Linked DNA regions of Mus musculus: region 1 is linked to region 2. Evidence: chromatin contacts called from ENCODE Hi-C or POLR2A ChIA-PET data. All regions are on one chromosome and are shown on one strand. The core of a region is the stretch at or near the end of the contact, and the rest is flanking DNA. Distances in the headings are between cores, read along the strand shown.

Region 1 (6,495 bases), core at 3,856-6,355, 81 kb before region 2:
ATGCTTTCCCATCAACTGCCTGCGAGTCTCCGTCTCACCCCAGATGTTGTACTGGAGACCACGTCATGCTTGCTTTGTCTCCGTGGACCCTGCAGATGCCCTTTAACATATATGGCACAAGAATGGCAGCTTTTAGTTTTTCTACCTTACATGTATAAAATGGAAAATATAGCAATTCACTTCAATTCACAAGAGTTACCTGAAAATGTTCCAGTGTGCTACAGGTAAACACTGTAGGTTAAAATGGAAACAAATAACAGAAAGACTTCAACTTCTAGCTTTCCCTATAGTTTTGGGGAAAATGTGACCAACAATTCTTCACCCTGCTCTGTGAACACCATCTTAAAAGAGAAGCCAAATTTCTGACACGGTGTTATTCCTCACACCATGGTCACACAGGGTACGTGGCTGGTGAGGGAAGAAATTTGTTATTTTCATACTTATACGGTATTCTCCCCTATATATCATACATGTTAGTGTTACAATCTTTAAAGAGTTTTAAAACTGTGAAGCTCACATTGGGAGTCTGTAGGCAGCATGCCCATCTTTAATTCCAGCACTTGGGAGGCAGATGCAGGTGGGTCTGTGTGGGCTTGAAGGTGTCCCATTTGGGGCACTGTCACCAAAAAATGTATAAACCAGTCTTTTCAAAGTTACTGACTACTATAGACAGGTAAGAGCTTAGATAGAAAGCTATTAGATAGAAAGTTTAAAAGAAGACCCTTCCACATCAGGAGCACAGTGATATAAGTAAATTATAAGTTGCAAACACAAAAACCCCTCGAGCTGGTAAGAACCCATGGCAGACTCAGCTTGCCAAAGATTCATGTGAGTGAGATTTAAGGCCCCGAGTTTGCTGTAAGTCTGGGATAAGCCTACAGAATGACCTGAATAGCCAAAGAATGGAAGGAACAAAACCCTAGGGCATTAGGAGAAATGTCAACCTCACATCAAGAGCGGGGTCACGACCTCACAGTCCCTCTGGCCAGTCAGGCTGCAAAGGTTCTGATTTTAGAAGACTTCAAAAGCAACAATGAGGGTGGTGTGGTGTGTGCAAAGCTCTGCACAGAGAATGGGGGAAGAGCTAAGGGCTTGAGTGTAGGAAGGGCCTCCAGCCCCCAGGGAGTAGTGAGTCTACCCACCAGCAACGGCTTTACCCTTACATGCTCGCAAATGAGAGACAGGTGAGTGAGCTCCACACAGAGTCGTGGTTCGAATGTCACCAGGTACGCAATAAATACATGCAGTTTCTGTGTGTCTTTTTTATTATTTATTTATTTATTATTTAGGGTGTGGGGTGGAGGTGGTGATACTAAGAACCTGCTTATAGTCTCCACCTTCAGGGCTAGCTGAGCACAGGGCCTGTGGAACTCAGTTTTTCCTCCCTGCTGGGGAACGCTGACTTCTTTCACAGGATCAGACACTCACTATCAGGAACATTCCTAGAGAACCAACACAGAAACCAAGCCTGACAAGAGATAAGGAGACTGCAGCCGACAGAAGCTACTGCTGGGAATGGCCCACAGCTGGCTGGCTCTCCCGTGCCAGAGAACACTCCAGTATGGCTAGAAGTTGAGACTTGCTTAGACTGAACTCTGATCTACCCATTACAATTAAATTCCATCTACTAAAAGGGAACTGAAGTCTCTAAATCCTAAGGACATTTTCCAAAGTGACACTCCATCTTGATTTAAAAGGATGAGGGGGAAATAATATCTAAATAAGCCCAGGAAGGGTAGGGCATGAGTTCATGTGCACTGCACAGCCATCTTGGACTACTGTTAAAACATCTGCTCTCCCAAATCTAGCAGAGGACTTCTGGGTTCCTTCAGTAGTGCCAGGGAACTCTGGGTGCGGGTGTCTTCCTCTACTGCTTGCCAGTTCAGATGCTTATCACCCTCTGCTCCGCAAAGGACTGCTTGATTTACATCTCTGCCTTTGCATTGTTTTCTCAACTGGACTCAAGGGGCCAAGCCCCTCTTTAAAGAATGCCTCCTTATTCCCTGGTTCCCACGTGAGCAGGTTCACACTTGGCAAGAGGCTTCTTTCTACGCATTCCTCCTTCTGTCAACTTTTAACTGTCAGGGTGCACACTATTCATTCCTCAGCATGAGCCAGATCTCAGGTGCTGGTCAAGCCTGTACTTAACCCAGCCAGATCCCACCCGTCCCATCCAGCAAGGCTTTCACTCCAGCCCGGGCTCTGCACAAGGACCCTCCTCCAACCTCTACCAAAATAGCTACCCAGCTGTCCTGGGGTCCTTCTCCACGGAATTGTCAATAAACCATCTTATCTCACTCCCTTGCAAACAGCCCTTGTGTCAATCACAGGCATGCAGTGTCTCCCTCCATCTAGAGCATCCCCTCCTCTACGCTTTCACTCATTCAGCTTCTTCCATAACTCCTGGGTGGGGCCATTCATTCATTCCTTCATCCACTCGTCTACCCATTCATTCACCCTGCTCACTTTAGAGATCAGAAAAAAAGCCACCAAGGGCTAGAGTGACTGGCATCGAGTCACAAAGCTCAGGCACACAGAACTAGCCAGACATTCCCAGTCAAGGTTGGTTTCCCCACCACAGGATTTGCTTTGCATGATGAAGCAGGGACGGAGTAATCGTTGGTGTCAGATTTCCTTATTTGGCTGAAACCCCTAAGCCTCCAAGTAGATAATAACCACAGTAACATCGATAATAACAGAACAACAACAACATATGCCCATATGCCTAGGGACATGCTGTAGGGGGAGACTCTGAGACTCAAACCTTACCAGTTTCTCACTCTATGCTTAGTGCTCCATGACCACGAAGAACCTGTGCACCCAACCTAGATCTGCACAGGACGGGCTTGAGGACAGAGTCACCCTTCCTTCCACTTTGCTGCCATCTACCCACTCCAGATGAAACATACACGTGTTAGAGCAATGTAAAACCACACAGCTAAGTCAGCACACGGGTGCTCCAGGTCACTGCATTCCTTACTAACTACTCACATCCAGAGCATATCTGTGGCTCATGGACAGAAAACATACTGTGTGTTCATTCATGAATGTGTGGAGGTGTGCATGCATGCATGCATGTACAGGCATGTGAAAGCCAGACAACAATGCCAGGTGTTTTCCTCTATTGCTTGACAACGTTTTTGGTTTGGTTTGGTTTTGGTTTTTAAGATAGCTTTATGTTTGTTTTATGTCAGGGGTGTGTTGCCTGCATATATGTTGGCACACCACAAGTGTGCAGCAACCTCAGAGGTCAGAAGGTAATTTCAGGTCCCTTAGAACTGGAGGTACAGGCATTTGTTAGACACCGAGTGGGTGCTGGGGATGAAGCTGCAAGAGCTGCAAGTGCTCTTAACTGCCGAGCCATCTCTCTAGCTCACTCATTTGTGAGACTCCTGAGTTTAACAACCTGAGTCAACTACACAGGCTAGCCAATGAGGCCCAAGGATGCTCGTGTCTCAACCCCCATCCACCCCATCTACCCTATCCCACCCTATTCTACCCCACCCCACCCCATCCCACCCTATCCCAATGTTGGGATCACAGGTTCTGATTCACTCACAATGAGACTCCATCCACTTAGGTGCTAGGGACTGGACCTGACTTAACGCAGTTAGCCCTTTACTAAGCCCTTTGCTGACTAAACCATTCCCCAGCCCTTTGGAAATCACATTTGAAAAGACAATTCTATGTAAAACAGGCATCTACAAGGAATTTGGCTTCCAACTACTCCTTTGCACACCCCTGCCTTCTCCCAGGCAAGGTCTCACTTTGTGTGCACATGGTGGGCTTGCACAGTAAGCTTCAACCTGCACAGACTGATCGCCTGGAGCAGGCAAGATTCTCAGCAAATGTCTAAAGTCACTATCCCAGTCCACTCAACAGGGGGTGACGACGGAACATGAGAGCAGGGTTGGGACTCCTGGTCTAACACAGGATGATGCTTTTCCTGGGAGCAAAGCCGTCCACACACCACAGCTCAGCAGATTACCACGCTAGAGAGCTGCCTCAATGTAATGTTCTCTCACGAACACCAAAATCAAGTGGAACGGACCGAAACATCAGGGTGATGCAAAGTCCTAGGCATTAGTCATGGATTTCCAGAAATGAAAATAATTTAGAAATCTTTCCACTCACTTGGAAACTTGGGAACATGGCTATTTCTGGAACAATAAGAAGGCCTTGACCTAGTACATATACTAGTAGTATTCATGCTTACCAGATAATTTGTTAATAATCAAAAGACAAGGAGCCAGTCGCTTATTACTCATTAGTGGGTTTTTGTTTCTTCTGAAGCCAATTTTGAGCTTTATTCTGAAGCTCTACTATTTATACTTGGGAACTTACATTGTATTTAAAAAAAAAAAAAAACTTGACAATAGAACAGTCACAAATGACTGTAAGCAAATACTGTCTGGAGGATCTTGGGTTATTTTCACCTAATGACTGGTTTCCTTTGGGTCCACCCAGTAAAAATAACTTCCTCAAAATACCATTCTTGGCTAATTCTCTGCCTTTAGCAGGCCTACAATAGTAAACTTCACCCAACAAATAAACTTCCTATTTTTATAGTTTTCCAAAATTGGTGTGCCTATGTCTTTGGTTGGCCAACTTTTTCTTGTTTAAAAATCTTGACAACAAAAAATTCTTCACGGCATATGGAGAGGAAAAAGGGCAGAAACTGTAGCGTACTCTGCCTGGTTCAGCAAAAGGGGGAAGGCCCAGAGTTGTGACCTTGGACGACGACATTCAGGCTCCAGGAGGCAGAGAGCAGTGTAATTTCTCTGCCCCACGTTCCCCCCATGTTCCTCTTATCTCATCTGAATGAGCTGATGCCTGACCGGAGCATCGTGTTCCTGTTCGGTCCTACAGAGCTTATGTTTAACCCCAGAACCGCCTGACGAAGCGACAGACAGACAGCACCTAAGCAGGACAGCAGCAAGCACAGAAAGACACAGACAGCACTGGTCGGGACTCAGCTGCCAGTGCGTGGATGAGGGAATGGGCGCGTGTGCAAGTGCGAGTGTGGGAGCACCTACAGTGAGTGCATGCATGCAGAAGCCAGGCGGGTGTTAGAGGACGCCAGGTGCCATGTTCTGTTCTGCCATTCTCCACCCTCTGCTTCTGATGTGGACTCTCACTGAACCCAGAGCTGCATTCCCAGGGAATGCTCCTATCTCCACCCCACGCTGTGCTGTGGCTGCAGGTGTACACATGGTATACCTGGATTTTCACATGGGTGTTGGGAGATTTGAACTCATGTCCTCACACTAGAATAGCAAGTGTTCCTACCCACTGAGCCATCTCCCTGGCCCCTAAGACATCCTAGCTGGAATCACCTCAGCCATGAAGGGCTCCATTTTCCTCATGTTTAAGGAGAGGAAAAGCTGAGACTGTAGCTCACAGGTAGAGTGCTTGCCTGGCATCCACAGGGCCCTAGGTTCAAGTCCCACCACCATTAGAGAATAATGATGGTCGCAATTGTAAATGAAAAGAAGAAACAGAACAGGCAACTGCGGTCTTCTCTACCCACAAATGCAATGAGGTGGCGTTGATGAATCGTGCTTGAGTGGTAATCTGGCTCAGGAATTGTTCTATACTAAGTAGCTAAATGCTAAGTAGCCTGAAGGAAAACTATTTATCCATTTTTACTGACATTTAGAAACAGTGAGACAGAACTGGCTCCAAGGACCTGAGCCCTGTATTGGACATGGAGGAAGATTTATAACTCTGGTCTGAGGTGCAATCCCAGAGACAAACTCCACATGGAACAAGAATACAGTGGTCATTCAACACCATATGGTCATCTATCAGCAACTGGGGCCCAGGGAAGGCTAAGACACCCAAGCTGAAGAGACCGACTGAAAAGATATGGTTATATCCGTTATTTCTAGAAATCCAAGCTAAAGAACGCTTGGCAAGCAACGTGTGCTGGTACAAACCCACAATACCTGCACTGAAGGTCTAGGTAGGCATCCAGGAGTCCCAGGTCAGCCTTGGCTATAGAGACAAGAACGAGGAAGGAAAAGAGAAAAAGAGAGAGGAGACAGAGTGAAAGAAGAAAGGTGGGGTGGGGAATCCAGTAACCAATAAAATGAAAACCCCATCACCTGGAAACTGACCTCTTGGGTCTACCTCATTGCCCTTAACTTTCTTCCAATCCTGACCCATCTTTAACTTTCCACCATGGTTTCTCTCTCACCTATTTTCTTCTCTCTCTGGCCAAGAACTCCTGATATGTAGGGATACTGGAAGTGTGTTACCCACAACTAGCTTCACCCTTGTATACCTATTTTCAAAAGCAGCCTAGAGTTGATCATTTTATACCTTTCTTCTAAGAAAAGAAGTTCCACTTCTCAGAGGACAAGAATCTTTCCAAGTTCTGCCAACCAGGTTTCATAATGAGAATACCTCCTCCTCCCCAGACAACACGGCTATCACAGATAAAGCCTGCTGTACTTAGAGCCATATAACTCAACCTTTAATCTTAGCAGCTAT
Region 2 (7,052 bases), core at 1,197-3,696:
AAGAGCAAGGCAAAATAACTGTCTCTCACACACACACACACACACACACACACACACACACACACACACACCACACACACACACAGGTGTCTGTAAGTGTTTTAAGTTTTCTTGAGACTAGAGAAACTTTGGGCACTGGGGCCTACTGGGATGGGGGCAATTCTGGAAGTTTTCATTTGCTGATTTAAGAGAAGCACATTTGAAACAGCACCCTGCAAGCATCCTTCTTGTCCTCCTGTCCCTTAGTCTATCAAATAGCTGTTGGAAGGAGGGGCATCAGTTAGTCCTTCTCTAGGGGCACACCCTAGAAAATAATGGGTCACAAAGTAGCTCCCACCAACACCTGGCTCTGCACCTCGGCTGGGGCCTTCTTAGTCCAGGTCTTCCAGGAATGAAGGATCAGAGATTAACAAAGGCTAGGTAGTGAAGGGCTAGGGGGGCAGTCAGTGTTCCTCCAGACACCCATCCATCGCCTCCAGGTTTCCTCGGGTACTGGGACTTGTATGTTAGAAGGCTCTTATACATTAGAAGGGTTATCAGGGAACCCTCGAGCTCTCCTGGGACAGATAAGGGTAGGTTGTGTCAGGGAGGCCCACTGCAAAGCTCTCCTTTGGTATTAATAAGTCATAACTACACCAAAGCTTTTCCCCTTTTCTATGGGTTTGTAAATGACTGAACAAATCCACACCCCCCCCCAAAAGCATCCCTTTTAATGGTCCTCTGCTGGTTTCAGACTGTCCATTGCACCACATTTGGTCCCTTGGTCATTAGTTCATACATGCAGCCTTTTATGGGGTACCAGCTAACTCACTGCAGCATCTACCACACAGTAGAGCTCACGGCACATCAATGGTTTCTTACAGATAAACTTAAGAGAGTTGGTCCCTTTAACTTGATAGGAACGAACATTAAAGACAGGCACATCAGAGGCTCAGCTTCCCATTGCTAAGAGTTTTGCAAAGCACCCACCCGTTTATGTACTTTTCATGCCTCTTCCTGGTTCCTTAAGAAAGTCCTCAGGGTTCCCAGGGAGGAACTGACTCTGCAGAAGGGGGGCACCGTGAATGCTGAGAAAAGAGAAAAGAACTCGCTAGCCTCAGCGAGCTCTCAGGCAAGGTAGTGAGACCCTGAAAAGTGATACATTCCTACCTTTGGGTACAGCTGCCCTCTCCTTCTCCCATCCCACCCCTCCCACCTTGAGCAGGCTCCACAAACAATAAAGCCTAAGTGTGGCCATTCTCCAACTCATGGGAATCCCACTTCACATCGAGGGGGTCTTAAAAGGGATCTTTGCCCATGGAGGTGCAACGCAAAAAGTTTAGAAGTTTAGACTTGTAGAGACAGCTGAGCTTCCTGGGTGTGACCCATTTAAATTAGGTCATTCAAAAATTCCCTTCTAACACCTGGCTCTAAATAGAAGAACGGCTTGCAGCCACTAAGAGGACGAAGGAGGGTTGTACGTAGGAGGTGAATGCCTGCCATCATCAGTACCAGGGCGCTGAAGATGTTTGCTGAGAGAAACACTCATCACTTTCAATTTCTTTTCCTTTTTAAGCAACTTCCGGAGAACAAGGCATTTAAAATAAAATCACAACCAGGAACGCCACACCTAGGTGGGGTTCAAACAGAACGACACATCTTTTAGAAAAGAAGAGAACAGCAACCTGTGAAGTTAGAGTGAGCCTCTTACTCACGTAGCAACCCGGAAGCTGCTAGGAAACAATCAAGCCGGGTTTCAAAATGACCAGCACAGGATGTGCCCATAGAAAGAAATGTTGCGTGCACCGAGAAGCTGCCAAAGTTACCGCTGCAAAGTACCCTGAACTTTCAAAAGGCGGCCTGGGGTCACTCTGACCGGCCTCGTCCGAGCTGGATGCCTTACAAACACTTGTGCCCCGGTGATATTTGGCGGGAGGGAGTGGGGCGGGATATGCAAGGAGGAGGAGCAGGGGACCTGAGCACCTTCGTCGCAGCGCAGAAAGCATCAAGGTTTCTCCCCCCCCCCCCCACCCCCAAGCAGAGGACAACAAGGTAGCTCTGAAATCCCGCCTCTTCCCCCTCCCCCACCAGAGCACCCCAAGAGACCCGGCAGCAACGCCCTTGGGTGGCGGGACCGCGCCTTCTCTGCAGCAAGGGAGCTCAGGGGCATGCTGGAAGTGGAGGGTTGCCCCGCACCCTAAGGACCCAAGGTGGAACCTACCAGTGAGGTGGCACGCTCAGAACTCCGGGCTGAGCTAGGGCGCGCAGGTGCTCCCGGGCACCCAGAAGATGGCCTGGGCGGGCGGGGCGTCCATGGTCCTCAGCTGGCTGTGCTCTTGCCGCCCCACGCTGCTGGGGTGGGGGTCCACTCCACAGTCTCTGCTTCTCTTGCGGGTTGAAGAGACGGTCGGTCCGAGGTGGCTTGCAGCAACAGGCACCGCGGTGTGGCCGGCGGCGGCGACAGCAGCTGAGGAGGAGGAGGAGGTGTCTGCGCGCGGCTCGCTCGCGTTTCCTCCTCCCGGGCTGGGCGAGCGCTGGGGAAAGCAGAGGCGGGGGAGGGGGACAGCAGCCGGAATCTCCCTAGTGAGTCCCCCGGGAGCCAAGAACAGGAGTAGATGCCCTCCCTTCCCCTCCGCACCAAGCGACTCTGGCTAGGCGACTCGGCCCAGACTGGCGAGTCACAGGCGAGCAACAGCTGCTGCAGTGCGGGTCCTCCGCGGCCTCCCTCCCCTCGCTCCCCAGCGGTCCATCCTCAGCCCGCCCAGGGGCCACCAGGCGCCACCCCACGAGAGCTCGGGGAAGGTGCAAGCATCGCCACCCCATCCAGCCTCAGCGCGAAGTCCTGGCCCGGAATATTCCCTGCGTGCTCACAAGTGATTATGGCCCTCCCGGCGGGATGTGTGGTCACACACCGGGCTCTTGACCGCTTATTTATAGCAGGTAGCCCTGCCCGAGGCTGTTTTGGCGTGCGAGGTTCTCAGCAGGTGGCAGCGGAGCCCGCGCTCCCTGAGGGATCCTGCTTCTCTGCACGCACCCTCCGAAACGGACCCGGAGATCACTGCGCAGCGTACCCGCAGGCCACCCAGCCACCAGCCCTTCCCCCGCCTCATCCTTCTTGCATTGGGGTCGAATGGCAGGATGGGGGCTGGTGGGGGGAACCAGGAACCGAAGCAGGATGGGACGCTGGCACTCCAGGCAGCAAAATCGGGGACTCAGAGAAACACCCGGGATGAAGTGCCCTCCGCGGATTAGCCTCTACTAAACCCATCTCTGGCCAGGTGCGGGGAGTGACGCAGAGCCCGGACCGCGCGCTTTTTCCCTCTCTGCGTGCGGAGCACACACACGCACGCACTGCGCGTCTGTGTGCACGCCAGAGAGCCACAGAAACCTCTCAAAGCACCATTCCCGCAAGTTAAAGAGGCAGACTCACTCCAAAGAGCAGAAGGGATCCAAGAAAAGTGAGCGGTGCACGTGGCTTGGATTGTATCTAGAGCCCTCCGTAGCTGCCATGTGGGGTTAGTTCATTCTTTATTACACCATAGTTTGTCTTCCTAGTTTCAGATCGAGAGAGAGAGAGAGAGAGAGAGAGAGAGAGAGAGAGAGAGAGAGAGAGAGAGAGAGAGAGAGAATGAATGAGAATAGATATAGCCAGGAATAGTCTAAGGAAAAGAGTGTTGATTGGTTCGTGGAAAATGCTCCGCAGGAAAAGATCAGGTTATCCAGCTAAACTCTATCGTCTTCAGCATCATACTATCACTGTTTCATGCTTTTATCTTCAACCCCATTGTTAAGTTGTCCTTCCCGCTCTGTGGCCTACAGACCATGGCTACTTCCAGAAGGTCACCACGTCAAGACAAGCGACATGCCAGCCATTGAAGGAGCATCCCAGCCACATTTGGACCTATTGCTTAACTACCCTGCCTGGCAGTCTCCACCATAGAAGGGACAGAGAATTTCTGGAGCATGCTTACAGAATAGGGCCAGAGCCACCTCATCTACCATTTCCTTCCCTTATCTTGTCCTCACCCTGCCACCTCCTCCCTGCAAAACGTTTGATTCTGGAGTGCAGGAAGGCTTAGCAGTCAAGTAGAGACCAGATGGTAAAGGAAGGCAGTGCCTGGGTAGAGTAGCCTAGTAGTCCAGGCTCCAGCTGGTGCTGGGAGGAGGGGGAGCAGTTCATTCCCCCATAAGCTCGCACAAATTCCAGCTCAGAGATGTATACCTTAGAGGCAAGAAACCATGCTAACCCTGACCTGGCCTGGGGAAGTGTTGTGCCCATGTACCAGGCACCAGGCAGCTATCTCTACATCACCTTTCTAGTTCCCAGACACACAATAAAGAATTCGGAACTTTAAAAAAAAAAAAAAACAAAAAACAAAAAACAAAAAACAAACAAAAAAAACAACCCTTAACTGACTTATTGTAGACCTCAGGAGACAGCCTGCCTGCCTCACCCTTTGGGTTCCAGCAGCTCAGGAAGAAATAGTAAAATCTCTAGATCAAGGCTGGCATGTGGGGTTTGCAGAGTTAAAGACTGTCAAACAGGAAGAGAAATCTGTAGTCTCACTGTGAGCAGTGCCAGCCAAGCTCTGGGCACCCACCTGCACCCGTTCTTGTTATAGGAAGGAAGTGGCTCCTCCTCCTGAGGCACAGGAGTTCCAACAGAGCCCCTAAGGCCATCTCTAAGGGGTTGAGACTGAAGTGCAGCAGCAGAGTTCCCTCTGGGCTATGGGATGACATTGGGCTGGTTGACTCTGTGTGTGTGTGTGTGTGTGTGTGTGTGTGTGTGTGTGTGTGTAGCTCTTCCCCACAGGGGCTCCTAGATGGCCTTAGTGACCCAGAGGTCCCTGGATAGACTGTCTTGCTGGCTTGATGGATAAAAGCCACCTCTATCAGCCATGGATGCTGCTCGGTTGCCTTTAGACAATCTCTTCACTTGCCTCCCTGCCCCCAGAACCTCTGAGTACAGCATTCTTTTTAGGACTCCCTCTAGAGAGTCATTCCTATGCTCCAAATTTAGTCACTTGCAGTATAATTAATTATTTATTGGCAAATACTAGCAATATTAATACCAGCTCTAAGATAGCTGTAAGCTCCAGAAAAATAAAACTTACCTTTCCAGTAGAAAGCCCAGAGACAAAGAAAACAGAGGCCACTTGGCTTTTAAAACGTAAAAGGAGCACTTTTAAATCTAGTCTTTGGCTAATGTAGAAAGAAGACCTTTAAATGACAGGGGCCAGGGATGTGGCTCGTTCAGATTGCATGCCTAAGCTGTGTGAAGAGCTGGCTTTGACACCCACATAGACCAAGGGTGGTTGCTGGAATCTAGCAAAACAGAAGTAGAGGCAGGAAGGCAAGGAGTTTGAGGGACGCCTGGGCCATAGGAGACTCTGTCCCCAAAACAATAATATTTAAAACAAAATAACAGAAGATTTTCCTTTTTGAGACAGGGTTTTACTACGGAGTCTAAACTGTCCTCAAACTTGAAATCCTCTTGCTTCAGCCCTGGAGTGCTGGGATTACAGATGTACACCAAACCTGGCTATTACTAAATCTATTATATAGGTATTTAAAATGTTTATATTCCTGAGGAAATCAAATCCTAATTATTGCCACAATAAATGTATACTTAGTTTCAAAATGTTCACGTTAAGGTAAGAGTTCACAATAAATGTATACTTAGTTTCAAAATGTGCACGTTAAGGTAAGAGTTCTTAATCAATGGTCCCTTTCCAAAAGTGGTCTCAGTAAAAACAAAAGCAAAGACGGCACTGGATAGAATCCTAGGTTGACAAAATGGTTCTCATGGCCTGCTGGTAGCTTTCTGGACACAGAGGTGGCCAGGCTCCTGAGCAAGTCCATGGTCAGTGGGTAAACATAGGAGACTGGAAGGAGGCAGCTTCCCAGCTGACTGACTTGTCACCCTGCCAGTGCCAGCTTAAGGTTCGCTTCTGAAGAGAAACCCAGGTCATAGCCTTCCATCTTAATTAGCTACCAGAGCCATCCTTCATGACAGGAAAACAGATTAAAATCAAGAGCAAAGCCATACCCACTGACCTGCCTCGATGTGGTTCGTTGAATTTACTTTCTGAAAGGTCCAGGAATGACAAACTGTGTTGTAAAAAGTTAAACAGAGCAGGCAGATTTTGAATTTCAGCGACTCGGGTAAACCGAAGTCTGACTGACTGCGTGAAGAACTGGGATTTGCTAAGGATGGGGCAACATAAATCTATGTGGAGTGAAAACAGACAGAATGTACACTCCAGCCCGGGTACAGGGCTTCTGGGAAGTGTCTGATCTCCTTTTATGGACAAAGCAGATAAAACTCTTGCGAGCTAGCTCCACTTCCCTTTTCAGCAGCCTCTCCCGGCTCTACGCGCATGCTCTGTGCATCTCTCTGATACTATCCAGCCTTCGTGTGGAGTTCCCACTCCTTATCTGAGCACATTATGAGAGTGAGCAGGAAACACAAGACAGTGCACAGGACAGGAAACATATGGGACGGGTGGCACACCATCCTTCATTATGAAAGTTTGCATTCAGCTAAGCTCAACAAGACTCTTTTTGTGAGTTCTCGCAGCTAATCAATTTATTTCACCCAAAGTGGGTAAGCTGAATAAACTTTCCACCCTGCAGGATCCCCTTCATCTTAGCCTGTGTGTCATCCTGCTGCTTCCGGAGAAATCTCAGCTGGAATGCAGTAGCTGGCTAAATAGCAGCTTCCTGTGCCCGGCCTCACTGTCTTTAGTCTATTCTCAACACAGTGTTGAAGAATCTGTTAAAGTACCAGTTGGGTCACCCATGGCTCCTTAAACTTCCCAGTGTAGAAGTCAAATAATGGTAACATAATAATTATTAATAATTAATGTATCATAAAATAATAACTAATTACTGTTATAATTATTGAATAAAAAAGAAATGGCATTACTGCTCTTAGGTACAGTGAAGGAGAAAGGTTATTATAGATGAAAGGGCATAGCTGGAGGCAGGGACATCTGGGAGAGTCCAGAGTGGACATGACCAGACTGAGCTGGGCCACGTGGGAGAGGTGAGAGGGGAAGGGGAAGGAGAGG

The links. Hi-C counts contacts between places; a loop is a spot of excess contacts on that map. ChIA-PET counts read pairs that join two places held with the same protein, here RNA polymerase II (POLR2A).
Region 1: a loop to region 2 is called in a map of T-helper 17 cell, with 2.2 times the contacts of the local background. The contact joins the enhancer-like site here to the promoter of Tbc1d1 in region 2. A Hi-C loop is called at or near these places in 2 of 37 maps with a recorded cell type or tissue (T-helper 1 cell and T-helper 17 cell). POLR2A ChIA-PET finds 5 or more read pairs at or near these places in 1 of 5 experiments (Patski).

What each region holds. Positions count from the first base shown.
Region 1 is chr5:64,239,446-64,245,940 of GRCm38, reverse strand. The region is part of intron 2 of Tbc1d1 (TBC1 domain family, member 1); the gene reads right to left. Among named protein-coding and RNA genes, the nearest start is that of Gm46913, 4.6 kb to the left of the region's middle. Within about 2 kb of position 5,105, at least 1 of the 3 ENCODE cell types and tissues checked has a DNase peak (open chromatin) inside an H3K27ac peak, as active enhancers do.
Region 2 is chr5:64,155,654-64,162,705 of GRCm38, reverse strand. It overlaps Tbc1d1 (TBC1 domain family, member 1), which reads right to left and starts at 2,446. Exons shown (of 22, transcript NM_001310611.1): 1 at 2,201-2,446.